2 separate regions of the Homo sapiens genome follow, and region 2 is linked to region 1. The links are chromatin contacts, found by Hi-C in ENCODE. All regions are on one chromosome and are shown on one strand. The core of a region is the stretch at or near the end of the contact, and the rest is flanking DNA. Distances in the headings are between cores, read along the strand shown.

Region 1 (7,849 bases), core at 2,273-4,772:
TAGAACACAGTTTTAACTCATCAGTTCACCTTCAACTGATAACAAAACTTCAGAGAAACTATACAAGCATATAAATTTACTTTTATTTCTTCTCTCCCACACTTTGTGCTACATTTTACTTTTACATATGTTATAAAACCCACATCACAATTTTTTTTCCTTTAAAGATAGGGTCTCACTTTGTTACCCAGGCTGAAGTGCAATGGCATGACCAACTCATCACAGCTTTGAACTGGGCTCAAGTGATCTTCCCACCTCAGACTCCTAAGTAGCCAGGACCACATTTCACTCCTTTGTATACATTCAGATTTGAAGCTAATGCCATTTTCATTCTGCCTGAAGAACTTCTTGTTTCATGTGGGATCTTATGCTGAAAATTTCCTTCCATTTTTGTGTGTTTAAGAATGTCTTTAGTTAGCCTTCTTTTTTATTTTTATTTATTTTTTGAGACAGTCTTGCTCTGTCACCCAGGCTGGAGTGCAGTGGCACGATCTTGGCTCACTGCAACCTCCACCTCCCAGGCTCATGCCATTCTCCCGCCTCAGCCTCCCGAGTAGCTGGGACTACAGGTGCCCGCCACCACGCCTGGCTAATTTTTGTATTTCTAGTGGAGACGGGGGATTTCACTGTGTTAGCCAGGATGGTCTTGATCTCCTGACCTCGTGATCTGCCCACCTCGGCCTTCCAAAGTGCTGGGATTATAGGTGTGAGCCACTGCATCCAGCCTAGTTAGTCTTCATTTTTGAAAGCTGTTTGCTGGAAACAGAAATCAAGGTTGACTTTTTTTTATTCTTACAGTACTTGAAAGATGTTACTCTACTGTCTTGCTTGCATTGTTCCAAGAAGAAATTTCCCGTAATCCTTATCTTTGTTTCTATGTAACATGTGCCCCAACACCCCTTATTACTTTAGAATTTTTTATCAATGGTTTTGAGTTATGCAATTATGGTATAACTTGATGTCATTTTCTTAATATTTCTTGTGTTTGAGATTTGTGAAGCTTCTTGAATATATGAATTTATATTTTTCATCACATTTCAAATTTTTTGGTCTTTATTACTTGTTTTCTTGTCCTCTCCCCTTGCCTCTCTGAGACTCCACTTTCAAGTATATTATTAGGCTGTTAGAAGTTGTCTCACAGCTCACCATTGATTTGTTCATGTTACTTTATTTTCATTTTTTAATGTTGTGATTGATTTTGGGTAGTTTCTCTAGAGCTGTGTTTCACTTTCATTCTGCAATGTGTAACATACTATATTAATACCATCTAATTCCATCTATCACATTGTAGTGTTCACCTCTACAAGTTTGATTTAGGTCTTTATTACAAGCTTTGTGTCTTTGATTAACTTTTTTAACAGCTTTTATGACAGCAGTAAAGTGTAAATTTAGCGGTTTTCTGTATAGAATTGTACAACCTTCACCATAACCGAAGTGTAGAACATTTTATTTATCCCTTTAAAAGAAACACTATATCCATTTGCAGTCCCTCCCCATACTCTCTCAACCTCTCATTCCCACCAATCCCCAGCCCTGGACAAGCACTATATAAATTTACTTTCTGTTGCTATAGATTTGTCAAATCTAGACATTTCACATAAATGAAATAATATATTATGTGGTCTTTTGTAATTAGCTTCTTTCACTTAGTATATTTTCAAGGTTCATATTTTAGCATGTAGTAACCATTATTTAGCATGTAATAAAGTTCTCTTTACTACTGATTAATACTTCATTGAATGAAAGTATGCATTTTCACTCACCAGCTAATGGGCCTTTGGGTTGTTTTTACCTTTCAGCTTTTGTGAATAATGCTGCTATAGAGGTTTGTGTACTTTTGTGTCCCCATGTTTTTATTTGTCTTGGATATATAACTAGGAATGAAATTGTGACTCATATGGTAACCCTACGTTCAAAGCCTATGCACCAGTTTACATTTCCATCAACATGAGAATTCCACTTTCTTTACATCCTTAGCACCACTTACCTTTTTCATTATAGTTCTGATATCTTTTTGAAGATATGGGATATAGTTACAATAACTGTTTTAATGTCCTTGCCTGTTGATTCTAACATTACTTCAGTTCTGATCAGCAATTGATTTTTCTCCTCATTATGTGTTTTTTTTTTTCTTTTTGCAAGCTTGGTAATTTTTCTTTGTATGACATATGTAAATTGCACCTTTGGTGAACATTTTTCTATTTCTATAAATACTGCTGAAGTTTGGTCTTGTCATCTGTCATGGTTTGTTAAGTTTGATCCATTTGGGTCTTACTTTTAAGAGTTAGATGGCACTACAGCACTGATCAGCTAGGACTAATTACTGCCTACTAAATAATTAGTAAACAACTATCAAATCAAGACTTTTTTGTGTGTACTCTGTCCAGTGTCCTACGGACTATGAAGTTTTCCAGCCTGGTTAGTGGAAATAGAGACTATTTCTGACCCTCTGTAATGTCCATATATATATATTTATATATATATATATATGTATTTTTTTTTTTTTGTGAGACGGAGTCTCGCACTGTCACCAGGGCTGTAGTGCTGTGGCGCAATTTCGGCTAACTGCAACCTCAGCCTCCCTGGTTCAAGCAATTCTCCTGCCTCAGCCTCCCGAATAGCTGGGATTACAAGCGCCCACCACCACGCCCAACTAATTTTTTTTGTACTTTTAGTAGAGACGGGGGTTTCACCATGTTGGCCAGGCTGGTCTCAAACTCCTGACCTCGTAATTCACCTGCCTCAGACTCACAAAGTGCTGGGATTACAGACGTGAGCCACCGCGACCGGCCATGTCCTGGTATCTTTAAAAATCTTTTAGCTAGTTTCTTGAGACACATACTGCTCAGTACTCAGCTGAATGAATACCAAGTTCTCTCTCAGCAGTTATCTTTCTCCTGTACTCTGCAAAGAACATTACCTACCTTGGTCTCCCCAGAATATCTGTTCTATTTTGCCAACGCAGGCAATCGGCTGGGCTCTGCTTGAGTTCACTCTCCTGCATCGCATCTATAAAATACTAATATCTTTGAAAGCAGCTCGCTTTTTGAGCGCAGATCATTTGCTTCCTGTATCTCCCGGATCACTATTCTTTACTGATTCCCAGCGTCTTAGAAACAGCCCCACTGTTTTTCGGGGTTTTGTTTTTTTTTTTCTACAGCAGTAGTGAATATTTTAAATAAAGTGTCAATGCTGTAAGTTTCCCTTAAAACGCAAACTCAAGGAAATGCTTTCCCTTTTTCGAGTAGAGAAAGAACTTCCACAGGCGCGCGGTCGAGCTCAAGCCCACTTATAGTCTCTGGCACCGCGTAAGGACTAGCGCGCAGGCGCAGAGCCCGTGCGCGCCTAGCCATAACCGCGCTTGCGCCAAGCAGCGAGGCCCGCCAACGAGCGAATCCGCGCCTGCCAATTAGAGCGCACAATGGTCCTTGATGCCCGCCCACTAACCTCTGCAGCCAATCGCCTGCCCCGGCGCGAAGTCGACTGTGACTTCAAAGTAATCTTAGGGATTGTGGGAAGGCAGCTGAACTCGGCGCCTGGAAAGATGGAGGCAGCGGAGACAGAGGCGGAAGCTGCAGCCCTAGAGTAAGTGTTTGCGGCTAAGTGGCAGCTGGGGCCGGGCCTGGGAGGACCTTGTGGGCCCCTATGTGTAATGATTGGTGCCCTCGACCCTGTACAGCTGTTGAGGTTCGACCCTGCCGTGAAGTGATCCTCACCGCAGTCCCGTCTTAGGTTCCTGAGGTGTCTGTTGCCTGCTCCAGGAGTACAGCCTTTGGGGGACCGTTCGCCGCTCCCCACATCCACATAATCCACAGGATGTGCTCTAGGAGACGGTTTCACTTCTGTCTTCTTGTCCCAACACGACACATTCCCAGTCACTTCTCATCCCCATCCCTGCCCCTTCGTAGATTGCTCCAGTCCCTAATAATGAAAAACCCTAGAGTAGACCGAGGCATCCAGCCCTCTGCCCTGAGTCCTTTCTCAGCTATTCCAAGACTCTGCCCCAAGGCTGGTGCTCAGCGCCAGGAGGGATCCCAAGGCCCAGCATTCTTCCCCTTCCTTGCATATCTCCCTGGCTTCCTTCACATCTTGACTCAAATGATTTCTCTTCAGTGAGACACTCCCTATTTAAAATTTCAGCTCTTTTCTCAAACTCCTTATCCACTAGCCCTGCTGATTTTCCTTTTGGCACGTATTACCACCGTGTGCCCTCCATGCACGCCATTCCTGGTTGCAGGCTGTGGACCCTTCAGGCCCTTGTGTAAACTCTGGTCAAGGCAAGACTCTCAATACTATATATACTGATATACACATCCACATTTGTTTGTGTACACACACGAACTGTAGAACTAGCACCACAAGAAACTGCAATTTCCTGTGTTTCCTTGCCCCTCCAGGGTCCTGGCTGAGGTGGCAGGCATCTTGGAACCTGTAGGCCTGCAGGAGGAGGCAGAACTGCCAGCCAAGATCCTGGTTGAGTTTGTGGTGGTATGTACAAGATGAGAGCGAGCCTTTCAGAAGCCAGGGTCTGGTCCTGGCTCCTCTTACTGAGATACAGGGCAGCACTGGCAGAGAGCAGACTTAAGGAAACCTGTAAGGAGGTAAGGATGTTCCCTGTCTCTGCCCTCCCTCTGAGCAGGACTCTCAGAAGAAAGACAAGCTGCTCTGCAGCCAGCTTCAGGTAGCGGATTTCCTGCAGAACATCCTGGCTCAGGAGGACACTGCTAAGGGTCTCGACCCCTTGGCTTCTGAAGACACGAGCCGTGAGTAGGCAGGGGATTGTAGTAGCAGCTGACCTGAGTGGGGAAGGAAGGAGGATTTCAGTTAGGTCTCCCATTTGGCTGATGGGAAGGAGGCCCAGTGTTGCAGGGAGGCAGGCTAGCAGGCCACCCTCACTCATGTACTCATTCCTGGTGGCTCATCTCAGGACAGAAGGCAATTGCAGCTAAGGAACAATGGAAAGAGCTGAAGGCCACCTACAGGGAGCACGTAGAGGCCATCAAAATTGGCCTCACCAAGGCCCTGACTCAGATGGAGGAAGCCCAGAGGAAACGGACACAACTCCGGGAAGCCTTTGAGCAGCTCCAGGCCAAGGTACACCCAGGGGTCTTGAGTACAGGGAGGGAAGGGCAGTTAGAAAGGAAGAGGGAAAGAGTGAGCAAGCTGAGTTGTGCCAGCTTGCAATCTCCCAAAATTCTAGCCAGAAAAAATAGACTTCTCTTGGTCTTTCTCCCTTGCTTATCTGTAGAAACAAATGGCCATGGAGAAACGCAGAGCAGTCCAGAACCAGTGGCAGCTACAACAGGTAGGTTCGTCCCCCTAGGAGAATATCCCTTCCCACCACCATGCCATTGTATCGGCTGTGTCCCCTGTCTAGAAAACCGTTTTGCTTCCTCCTTTGAGGCACTATAATATAAATACCAACATGGGCTTGAATCTCAGTGTCACCACTTACCACTGCATGATCTTGGGCAGGTCACCTAACTTTCTGTTTCTTTATTTAAAATGAAGGCAATAATACCACCTACTCTAGAGAGTTATTAAGATGATTAAATGATCATTACAGCAAGGACTTTAAAATAGTACCTGGCACATAGCAAGTTAAATAAGTGTTATCACCTTTGTGCCCCTTCCCCGCAAGAATGCCTCACCCTAGAACAGCTCATTCTGATCTTTCCTTTTCTCTAGGCCCCTACTCCACCCTGAAGTGAATAGAGTCCCTCTTTTCATCATTGAGCCTGAGCCCTGAGCTGGGTGTAGGCTGGAGGGGTTGGAGGGAGTTTCTAAGACTTCAACATCTGATGCATAATGTCTGCATGCTCACTCCTGGCAGGAGAAGCATCTGCAGCATCTGGCGGAGGTTTCTGCAGAGGTGAGGGAGCGTAAGACAGGGACTCAGCAGGAGCTTGACAGGGTGTTTCAGAAACTTGGAAACCTGAAGCAGCAGGCAGAACAGGAGCGGGACAAGCTGCAGAGGTAAGTTCGGGAGCATGGGCTGCAGATTCAAAATGGTCCAGCTGAGATTCCTTTCCTTCACACTTACCTCCTCTTTGTAGGTATCAGACCTTCCTCCAGCTTCTGTATACCCTGCAGGGTAAGCTGTTGTTCCCTGAGGCTGAGGCTGAGGCAGAGAATCTTCCAGATGATAAACCCCAGCAGCCGACTCGACCCCAGGAGCAGAGTACAGGAGACACCATGGGGAGAGACCCTGGTGTGTCCTTCAAGGTAAATGAGAGATGGAACAGGTGGGCATGGGCTGGCAGGTGGAGACAGAAGCTGGGAGATTGGCCTTACCCACTGTCTATACTGTATTTCTCCAAGGCTGTTGGTCTACAACCTGCTGGAGATGTAAATTTGCCATGACTTCCTGGAGGACAGCAGCATGGAGAAAGATCCTAGAAAAGGTCAGACCCAACTCAGGCCTTGGTGTCCCTGGACTGCAAGTGTGGAAGGAGGGAAAGCCTGGTTTACCTCTCTCTGCATCTGAGCTCTGCTACCCATGGAGCAGATGGATGGTGGGAACAGGAAAGAGCTTATGTTACACCTCATTCCCATGCTTAGCCCACCCAGAGCTAACCCCTGTCTTCTTCCCCAGGCCTCTGACTTCCCTCACCTCCCAACCATCATTACAGGAAAGACTGTGAACTCCTGAGTTCAGCTTGATTTCTGACTACATCCCAGCAAGCTCTGGCATCTGTGGATTAAAATCCCTGGATCTCTCTCAGTTGTGTATTTGTTCATCTTCATATGCTGGCAGGAACAACTATTAATACAGATACTCAGAAGCCAATAACATGACAGGAGCTGGGACTGGTTTGAACACAGGGTGTGCAGATGGGGAGGGGGTACTGGCCTTGGGCCTCCTATGATGCAGACATGGTGAATTTAATTCAAGGAGGAGGAGAATGTTTTAGGCAGGTGGTTATATGTGGGAAGATAATTTTATTCATGGATCCAAATGTTTGTTGAGTCCTTTCTTTGTGCTAAGGTTCTTGCGGTGAACCAGAATTATAACAGTGAGCTCATCTGACTGTTTTAGGATGTACAGCCTAGTGTTAACATTCTTGGTATCTTTTTGTGCCTTATCTAAAACATTTCTCGATCACTGGTTTCAGATGTTCATTTATTATATTCTTTTCAAAGATTCAGAGATTGGCTTTTGTCATCCACTATTGTATGTTTTGTTTCATTGACCTCTAGTGATACCTTGATCTTTCCCACTTTCTGTTTTCGGATTGGAGAAGATGTACCTTTTTTGTCAACTCTTACTTTTATCAGATGATCAACTCACGTATTTGGATCTTTATTTGTTTTCTCAAATAAATATTTAAGGTTATACATTTCTTCTGACTTCCTTTATTTTCACAATCATTCAATTCATAGCATTTCCTATATTCTGTTATAATTATTTCATTGATTCATAAATTTCTTTGAAAAATAATTTGGTCTTCTATTGATTGTGAGAAGATAATCTAAGTTTAATTTGGTCAGAGAATATCATCTGTTTAATAAACTTTGAAATTTGGTGAGTGAATTATCTTTTTTACTGATAAAGAGTGATGTCATCTTTTTTAATGTTTCACATAGGTTTGGAAAGAATGCATTTTAGATTGTGTGTAGTATTTTCTATTAGATTATGTTTGCAATTTTTGTTTCAATTTATATCTTATATACTTAATTTTTTGTTGTCTGTCACCTGAGAGGTGTGTTCAAATCTCCAACTATGATAGTGGATTTGTGCATTTGTCTTTATAGTTCCATTTTCTTACATACTTTGCAGTTACTTTATTAAGGTATATGTAAATTTACATTTATATTTTTCTTCTGAACTGAACTCTTTGTGTGGTAG
Region 2 (7,849 bases), core at 1,436-3,935, 1.9 Mb before region 1:
TTTGAAGAAGCCTATTTAGAAGAGTAAAGTAAGAGGATTCTTAGCCTTATGAGTAACAAGTACCTCATTACGTGCAGTGAAGGGAGCATAACAGATCAGTGAAACTTCACAATGATGGTATTTAATCTTAAACTTTGATATCCAAAAGGCTACTTAATGTTAAAGTAATCAAATTTTAATCTATCTGTAAATAATTGCAAGAGGCACTAAATTAGCTAAAAATTACAGAAAAACTCAAGGTATTGGCATATCTTATATTTCCAGATATAAATTCTATCCTGTCGTAGAGGGCAGTGTAAATGTAATATATGTAAAGTTTATATTATTTCTTTTTTTGAGGTCAATAAGATGTGGTACACAGTATATTCATATTAGAAACAAGCCTTGATGCAAAAACATAAAGTCAAGCTTTCAGTTTTTTCTTGGCATGGATGAGGAAAGAGGCGATAAAAATTAAACTAAAATGTATCCCACAGCAAAGTACAGCATTTCAAAGTGACATATGTTTAATAAACAAACACAGATGATTTTACAGTGAGCATAAAAGTTTACATTGTAAAGACTCTTTTTATAAATAGCACACACAAAACACTTCACTATAAATTAAATCCATGCAGGCAACATTTCTGAAAAATGAAATATTTCTAAATAACTTACTGAAATGGCATGTTTAACTTTTATTTTTTAATCTTATGTTGAAAATATTAGAAACTAACATTTTCTCAAATTATTTTCCTCCATATACAGAATAGGAGAGAAATCTATAGAAAAAATATACAAAGAAAATCTTACAAAATATAAAGAAAGTCATATATCAAAAGTGAGAATACATTTTTTCTCATCACCCAATTCTGCCTAAAAACTGAAATTAGCCTGTTTCTTCATATTCTTAAAAGCAAACACATATTTCTTTAAAAAGCAATGAGTAGTTTATCCTGGTTATTTGTTAATAAACTTTCATGCGATTAAAGTGTATAAAGCTTTTATGCCTTTATAATGCAAACTAGGTGTTAAAAATAATTTTGTGCAGAGACGTATTTTTTAATAGTACTTTTTATATCACTTAACCCTAGGAATTACTGCCTTATGTGTCTTGCTTTATTTCTGATCTATGCAGGAGAAAGATAATATGTGGTGGGTATACAGTTTTTTTTTTTTTTAAGAGATTAAATTAGATTGCACAGTGGTGCAATCGCAGCTTACTGAAGCCTCAATCTCCCAGGCTCAAGGGATCCTTCCATCTCAGCCTCCTGAGTAGCTAGGACTATAGGTGCATGCCATCACACTCAACTAATTTCTGCATTTTTTTGTGGAGACAAGGTTTCACTACATTGGCTGTTACATTCTCAAAGTGTTGGAATTACAGGCCTAAGCGACTGTGTCTGGCATTATATACTTTCAAATACAATGTAGGAAGTACAGTAATTTTTACATTAAATAATGTACAAAAATATGAGAATTTTATTAACTTTTTCATTAAACATTTTGAAATTTGTTAAATTGTTTTAAATTATGAAAAAAACACAAAGAATATTAAATTCAGTTCGTGTAGTATTGATACTTAATTTATTCTAAGATGTCAGCGTTTGTTTATTAACAAATCCTGGAAAAAGTCTGTAAATCAAATTTCCTTTATGTCCAGAAAACATCCTTTTATGTTTGTTAACCCAATTTGAACACTACAAATCCCAAATATCTTTAAAAGTGGGGGAAGAAAGGGTTAGAAGAAGTTGGAATAAAGCTTTAGTAGAAAAAACAGTGGAGGTCCTTGCTCTCCACCTGGAAAGCTAGCAATGCTATATGGATCTTCATAAAAACACAACATTTCTTTTTAATGGCCCCACATCTCAAGTTATGCCTCTGTTTTAATAAATGCTCCTCTTTGACTTATCTCTTCCACCTGAAACAATTTTCTTTTAAAGACTATCTTCCTTCTCTGAACTTCGTACTTTGTATTAGAGTTTTGATTTTCTGTCCCAAGGAAGTTGCCTGGCACCATTTTGGCTCATTACCATAAACTGTCCAGAAAAATATGCTTGCTTTGGTTGAGAACGAAAACGAAGTAATGAGATTTTTGAGACTAACCTAGAGATTATGACATTTTATACCATTCTTATGTACCTATTTCAATAAACCTAAGACAGTAGCTATAATATGAAAATGTACAAAGATAAATTAAGATTTTTATAAGACTGTCTTTATGTGGATTGGCCAAGGAATGTCACCAACATTCAGAATATCGTTTTTATGAAGAAAGACTCAGTAAAATGCACTTCTAAGCCATTAACAGGATGGAGGATTTCTCTTTTTCCCCCAACACCCTCCCGCCAAAAAAAAACACCCAGGATCAAGCCTACTACCAACGACAAAACAAAAGTATCATTAACTCAAATCTTACCCTGTAAATGAAAGAAAATGAGTCTAAACATGTCCAGTTGCATTTCATTTCAATTTCAGTTCAGCTCCTGATGTTAACTGGTAAGACTTTCCTCTCTTTCTTCTTAGTCTGTATTCTTTTGCTGTCCTTGTTTGAACTGCCTCCTAGGTGGCCGTCATACAACTCAGCAAGTGATGTAACCAACCTGAAGTTGCAGGGAAAGGAACCTAGCAATACTACATCCCATACCCTTCCCTCTTACATCAGAGTCCTTTCATCTTCTTGTTTCGAAAGTAAGACTATCTCTTCCTTTTTAAGGCTGAGTTTCACATCTGTGCTGTTACTCTCATTTCCTTCCACCCTTTGTCAAGATACCGCTGACTCAAATAGTATCTTTCCCTGTAGTCACTTTAATCATTTCCTCTATACTGGCTCCTTTCATTCTCACTTCAAATATGGATAGCCCTTTTGTGAAATACAATTGGCCCCATCTGTATCTGTGGGTTCCACATCCATGGATGCAACCAACTGCTGATAGAAAATACTCGCTAAAATAATTGTATGGGTACTGAGCATGTACACTTTTTTCCTTGTCATTATTCTCTAAACAATACAGTATAACAACTATTTACATAGCATTCACACTGTATTAGGTATTATTTGCAATCAAGAGATGACGTAATAATTTAAAGTATACAGGATTATGTGCATAGCTTATAGGCAAATACTGTCATTTTAAATCAGGGGCTTGAGCATTCTCAGATTTTGGTATCCATGGGAGGTCCTGGAACCAATCCATGGACACCGAGGGAAGCCTGTACTATAAAATAAACCAATTTCTGGGCCGGACACAGTGGATGACACCTGCAATCCCAGCACTCTGGGAGGCCAAGGCGGGTGGATCACTTGAGGTCAGGAGTTCAAGATCAGCCTGGCCAACATGGTGAAACCCTGTCTCTACTAAGAATACAAAAATTAGCCAGGCATGGTTGTGCATGCCTGTAATCACGGCTACTCAGGAGGCTGAAACACGAGAATTGCTTGAACCCAGAAGGTGGAGGTTGTAGTGAGCTGAGATCACGACACTGTACTCCAGCCTGGGTGACAGAGTGAGACTCTCTCAAGAAAAAGAAAAAAAAAAAAAGCCAAGCCAATTTCTGAAACATCAGATGACATACCAATGCTGGCAAGAGAAGCACTGGACAAAAGGGAGGGATATGTTTTTAAAAAATGTAATTTCTGCACATTACTAAGAAATCTGATTCATTAGGGTTGGGAAACCTGCTCAAGATGTTACAGACACACAACAGGTTACTAGTGACTGCACCTTAAGAATGAATTAGATTTGAAATTTGTATCGCATATAACATTTTTTCCATTGGTAAAATGATGTTTAAATTTTGTTATAAATACAACTGGTTTGTATGAGGGAAAAATTACTGACTATAAACTCAATGTAGCCACTTAATCAAAGGTATTAATTAGTCTTTGTGAACTGGCGTTTAAGTGTGTGACTTGGCACCTGTGTGATAACCTTAGAACCACAGGAATGTGGGGAGTTTCCAAAAGTCTCTGAAGAATAACAACATTTGTTAACTTGGGTAATATTCAAAGCAAACTGTTAATTGATTAATGCAGGAATAAGTGCCCAAGATGCAATGAAAATTCAGAACTGACAAATTCAAGACACAAAGAGGATCACTAAACAGCATAAAAGATAAGCCAGAGGGGGAAAAAAAGGCATGAGAAAACTGGAAATAAAATGACTGGTCTCATTCCCTCTCTTAGTCCTCTCTCAGTCCACCTACAGGAAATGGCAGTCCCTGGCCTAACCATCTGGAAACTCTAAATTGTAAAATGAAAGAATAATCCTGGAATGTTTTGAATTATAAAGTCTAATAAACATTTACACCACTAGTTTGTGTCCACTGGTGATTCTTCCTGAAATATTTGAGATCTTAGTTCATGAAAGCCCATATTTAGTTTATTGGATTCTTTGCCCTCTGGGAAAACCCAATCAAAGCAAACACCCTTTACTTGATCTCAAAGCCAAGCTGTAGTGTTCACTCAAGCAATTATGTTACTTTTCTTTCCATTCACTGTTGCATCTACGGAAAATATGACATAGACTTCTGTCGTTTCTTTATTAGTTAATTTGCACTTTAACTCACATGGACATAGCTTCTATTCTAATTACTCCGTTGAAATGACACCAAAATGGCAATTGCTTAATCTAATAGTCTTGTCTATTCATGTAGCTGTCTTTGCACAGGCCAATGTTCAGTACCAGATCATTGAAACTTTTCCCTCTTCTACTTTGAAGCTATGATATTTTTAGTTTTATTCTAACCTCTCTGGCCCATTCCATCTCCTTAAATGGCTCTTGTCCCCCTTCCAAAATGCAGAAAATTCCCCAAGATTTCATATTTAGCCCTTGATTTTTATCCATATCAAAGATCAGTTGCATTCCTACACTTGACTCATCAGTTTTGCTGATCTCTATCTCCAACCCTGATGTCTCACATTTCGTGTTGTCTGCTGTGCATTTCCATTCAACTATCATCTCAAATTCACTCTCTGAAACAGAACTCCTTATCGCTGTCCTGGAAAATTTGCCTTTTACCTCGAATCTCTTATTTCTGTTAATGGCATAACCCTCTTCTAATCCTACATGCTTAGATCCTTCAATGAGCTTTAGTTTTTCTCCCCTAGTCTTTCACACAGAAGTCAGTGCATTTGGCTGATCCTTTCCCCGAAATCTTTTATGTCTCTGATCATTTGTCTCCATTTCCATAGCTAGCACCCCGGTAAAAGTATCATAACTCTATGTTTGAAACCCCTGTCAAGGAGCTCCCCATGTCTGGAGTCACAGACTCCTCACACTGGTCCTCAAGATTGTCCTCAGTTTAGATTTATTCCTTGGGGAAGGGCAGTACAAGAACCAGACTAGATTCTTTATTCATTTCACCTTTGTTCACAAGTCCTTCCTTGCAGATTTTGAGAGTCTCCAATATATGCAGTTTATTCAAATGTTACCAATTTTTCTCAGAGCAATTTAACTCCCAAGTATATGACTATGCTTTCCCAGAAGATGTGATGTTTTTTTAATTAAGAAAAAACAAAAACAAACAAAAAACAGAGACTGGGTCTCACCATGTTGCCCAGGCTGGTACTGAACTCCTGGCCTCAAGTGATCCTCCTGCCTTGGCTTCTCAAAGTATTAGCATTACAGGTGTGAGCCACTGCACCCAGCCTCATGGTGTAATTTCTTCCTTTTAGCTTCCATTTATTTAGACCACTTACACTGCATGTACTATATACATCTGTGACATCTGCTGTTTTACTCTTTAATGTTTCTCACGCATGCATATATAGTAGATAGTAAATGAACTACTGAAGATCACTAAGGAACTATAAAACTCCAACTTAGAAATTCCACAATTTCTAGATTACTTTATTATTTTCTAGTAACCCCACCAGTACTTATCAACAATTTCAAATTCCAAATGAATAGTGCTCTTCATAATTTGTTGTAATGAGCCTATTAATTTCTGGTTTATATTCAATATAGTCATCAAGGAATTTTTGAACAAAATGGCATAATCTAAGTACTTTATCACTGGATTTATTGGGAGAAAGGAGTGAAATATGCTTTCTAGTATGGGTTGAGTAATCCTTATCTGAAATACTTGTCATAAAAAATGAAAATAAATGCTTGGGACTTTTCATAAAAATGAAAAGAAAATCTGAAATCCAAAATGTTTTGGATTTCAGATTTTTTCAACTTTTGAAATGTCTGCATATACATAATGAGGTTATCTTGGGGATGGGATCCAAGCCTAAACACAAAATTTACTTATGTTTTATATATACCTTATACATGTAGCCTGAAAGTAATTTTATACAATATTTTACATAGTTTTGTGAATGAAACAGTTTGTATACAAGGAACCATCAGAAAGCAAAGGTGTCACCATCTTAGTCACACATGTGGACTATCTGTGGTTATCTTGTATCACCATCATTCCCGACTATGAATTTATATGCTACTGATAAGCAATCATTTTCTTGCATGTATTCACATGTCAGTACTTAACAGTAAAAAACATAACATACCATTAATTCAGTTAACAAAAAAAGTGCTCTGGGAAATTAAGCAGCATAATAGCACCACCAGAATACCTACATCAGCAGCTGGGGGGGCCTTTTTTTCCCTTTGGGTCACTGACTTAACTGTGTCCTCTGCGTCTGTGTTTTGACTTCAACCGGTGAACTGTCACATGAGGTCAGGTATGGAATTTTCCACTTGTGGTGTCATGTCAGTGTTCAAAATATTTCAAATTTTTGAGCATTTCAGATTTCAAATTTTTGGATTAGAGATGCTCAACCTGTACCTAGTATGTGGCTTCTTCCATATTTGTGACAAGTTATTTGCGAAAATGACCCTCTACTATGGGGAGAGATCCCCAACATAACGTGCTTTCAAAAACAGATACATCATTTTTATTGATTTTTTTGGGGGCCCTTTAACATTATTTTTTTCATTGTATTTTATTTTATTTTTTGAGACAGGGTCTCATTCTGTCGCTGGAACGCAGTGTGATGCAATCACAGCGTGATGCAATCACAGCTAACTGCAGCCTCAACCTCCTGGGCTCAAGTGATCTTCCTGCTTCAGCTTCCTGAATAGCTGGGACTACAGGTGCATGCCACCATGCCTGGCTATTTTTTTTTTCAACAGATGGTCTCACTATGTTGCCCAGGCTGCTCTTGAACTAATGGGCTGAAGTGATCTGCCTCAACCACCCAAAGTGCTGGGATTACAGGTGTGAGACACCACGCCCTGCTGAAATCCATTTTATTTGAATGCTAAGAGTGATAGTACAGTGTTTATACCATATTTCTCACAACACACCAGAAATCCTGAAGTCATTCGGTGTACAAATCCTTTTGAGATGCTCGAGACAGTATTTTATCAACTGTGGATCACTAGCTGCCATCATGTCTAAAACCTGCAGGTTTCATAGATGACACCTCCAAAAGGGACTTGATAAAATACAATTCTCATATAAGAAAATAAGATTTTAGGATCCTATATTGTTAGATATTTAACTAGAGGAGTTGCAGCTGAAAGAAGGTATAGGACATTTACCACATAAGTTTTTACGGGTGATTTTAAAGAAGTTTCTTTTCAAATTTCTAACACTTGTCTTAGTATCTGGTGCTTGAAAGCTCAAAAAAAATTTTTACTTCTTCTGCTTCTCTTTGTGATTAGGCTGTACACTTCACTTTCTGGGACAGTGGAAGCTAAGAAATCCTAAGAGCAAATTAAAGGGATTTTCTTCTTTTCTTTGGCCAAGAATATGGTTAAATCTGCCTGAACTCGATGAGGGTACAACGTAATTCTACTGCATACTGGTTAGATATTTTAGAAAATATATTTCTTTAAGAGCATATGGAAGGCAAAGAAGA

The links. A loop is a pair of places that touch in the nucleus more often than their neighbours do. Pooled maps may share reads with other maps.
Region 2: a loop to region 1 is called in a pooled map, with 7 times the contacts of the local background. The contact joins the enhancer-like site here to the promoter of ZWINT in region 1. A Hi-C loop is called at or near these places in 6 of 50 pooled maps.

What each region holds. Positions count from the first base shown.
Region 1 is chr10:56,356,932-56,364,780 of GRCh38, reverse strand. ZWINT (ZW10 interacting kinetochore protein) reads left to right here and starts at 3,522. Exons shown (of 9, transcript NM_007057.4): 1 at 3,522-3,585; 2 at 4,398-4,488; 3 at 4,640-4,763; 4 at 4,928-5,094; 5 at 5,249-5,305; 6 at 5,834-5,976; 7 at 6,057-6,225; 8 at 6,322-6,404; 9 at 6,596-7,554. The coding sequence starts at 3,545. The coding sequence ends at 6,363. It overlaps LOC124902546 (a long non-coding RNA gene), which reads right to left and starts at 3,322. Exons shown (of 2, transcript XR_007062372.1): 1 at 2,925-3,322; 2 at 62-756. RefSeq lists a silencer at 3,255-3,464 and enhancers at 3,555-3,724, 3,073-3,812, 4,552-5,292, 4,438-5,637.
Region 2 is chr10:58,277,632-58,285,480 of GRCh38, reverse strand. The region is part of intron 2 of CISD1 (CDGSH iron sulfur domain 1); the gene reads right to left. Among named protein-coding and RNA genes, the nearest start is that of CISD1, 12 kb to the right of the region's middle. Within about 2 kb of position 2,685, at least 6 of the 41 ENCODE cell types and tissues checked have a DNase peak (open chromatin) inside an H3K27ac peak, as active enhancers do.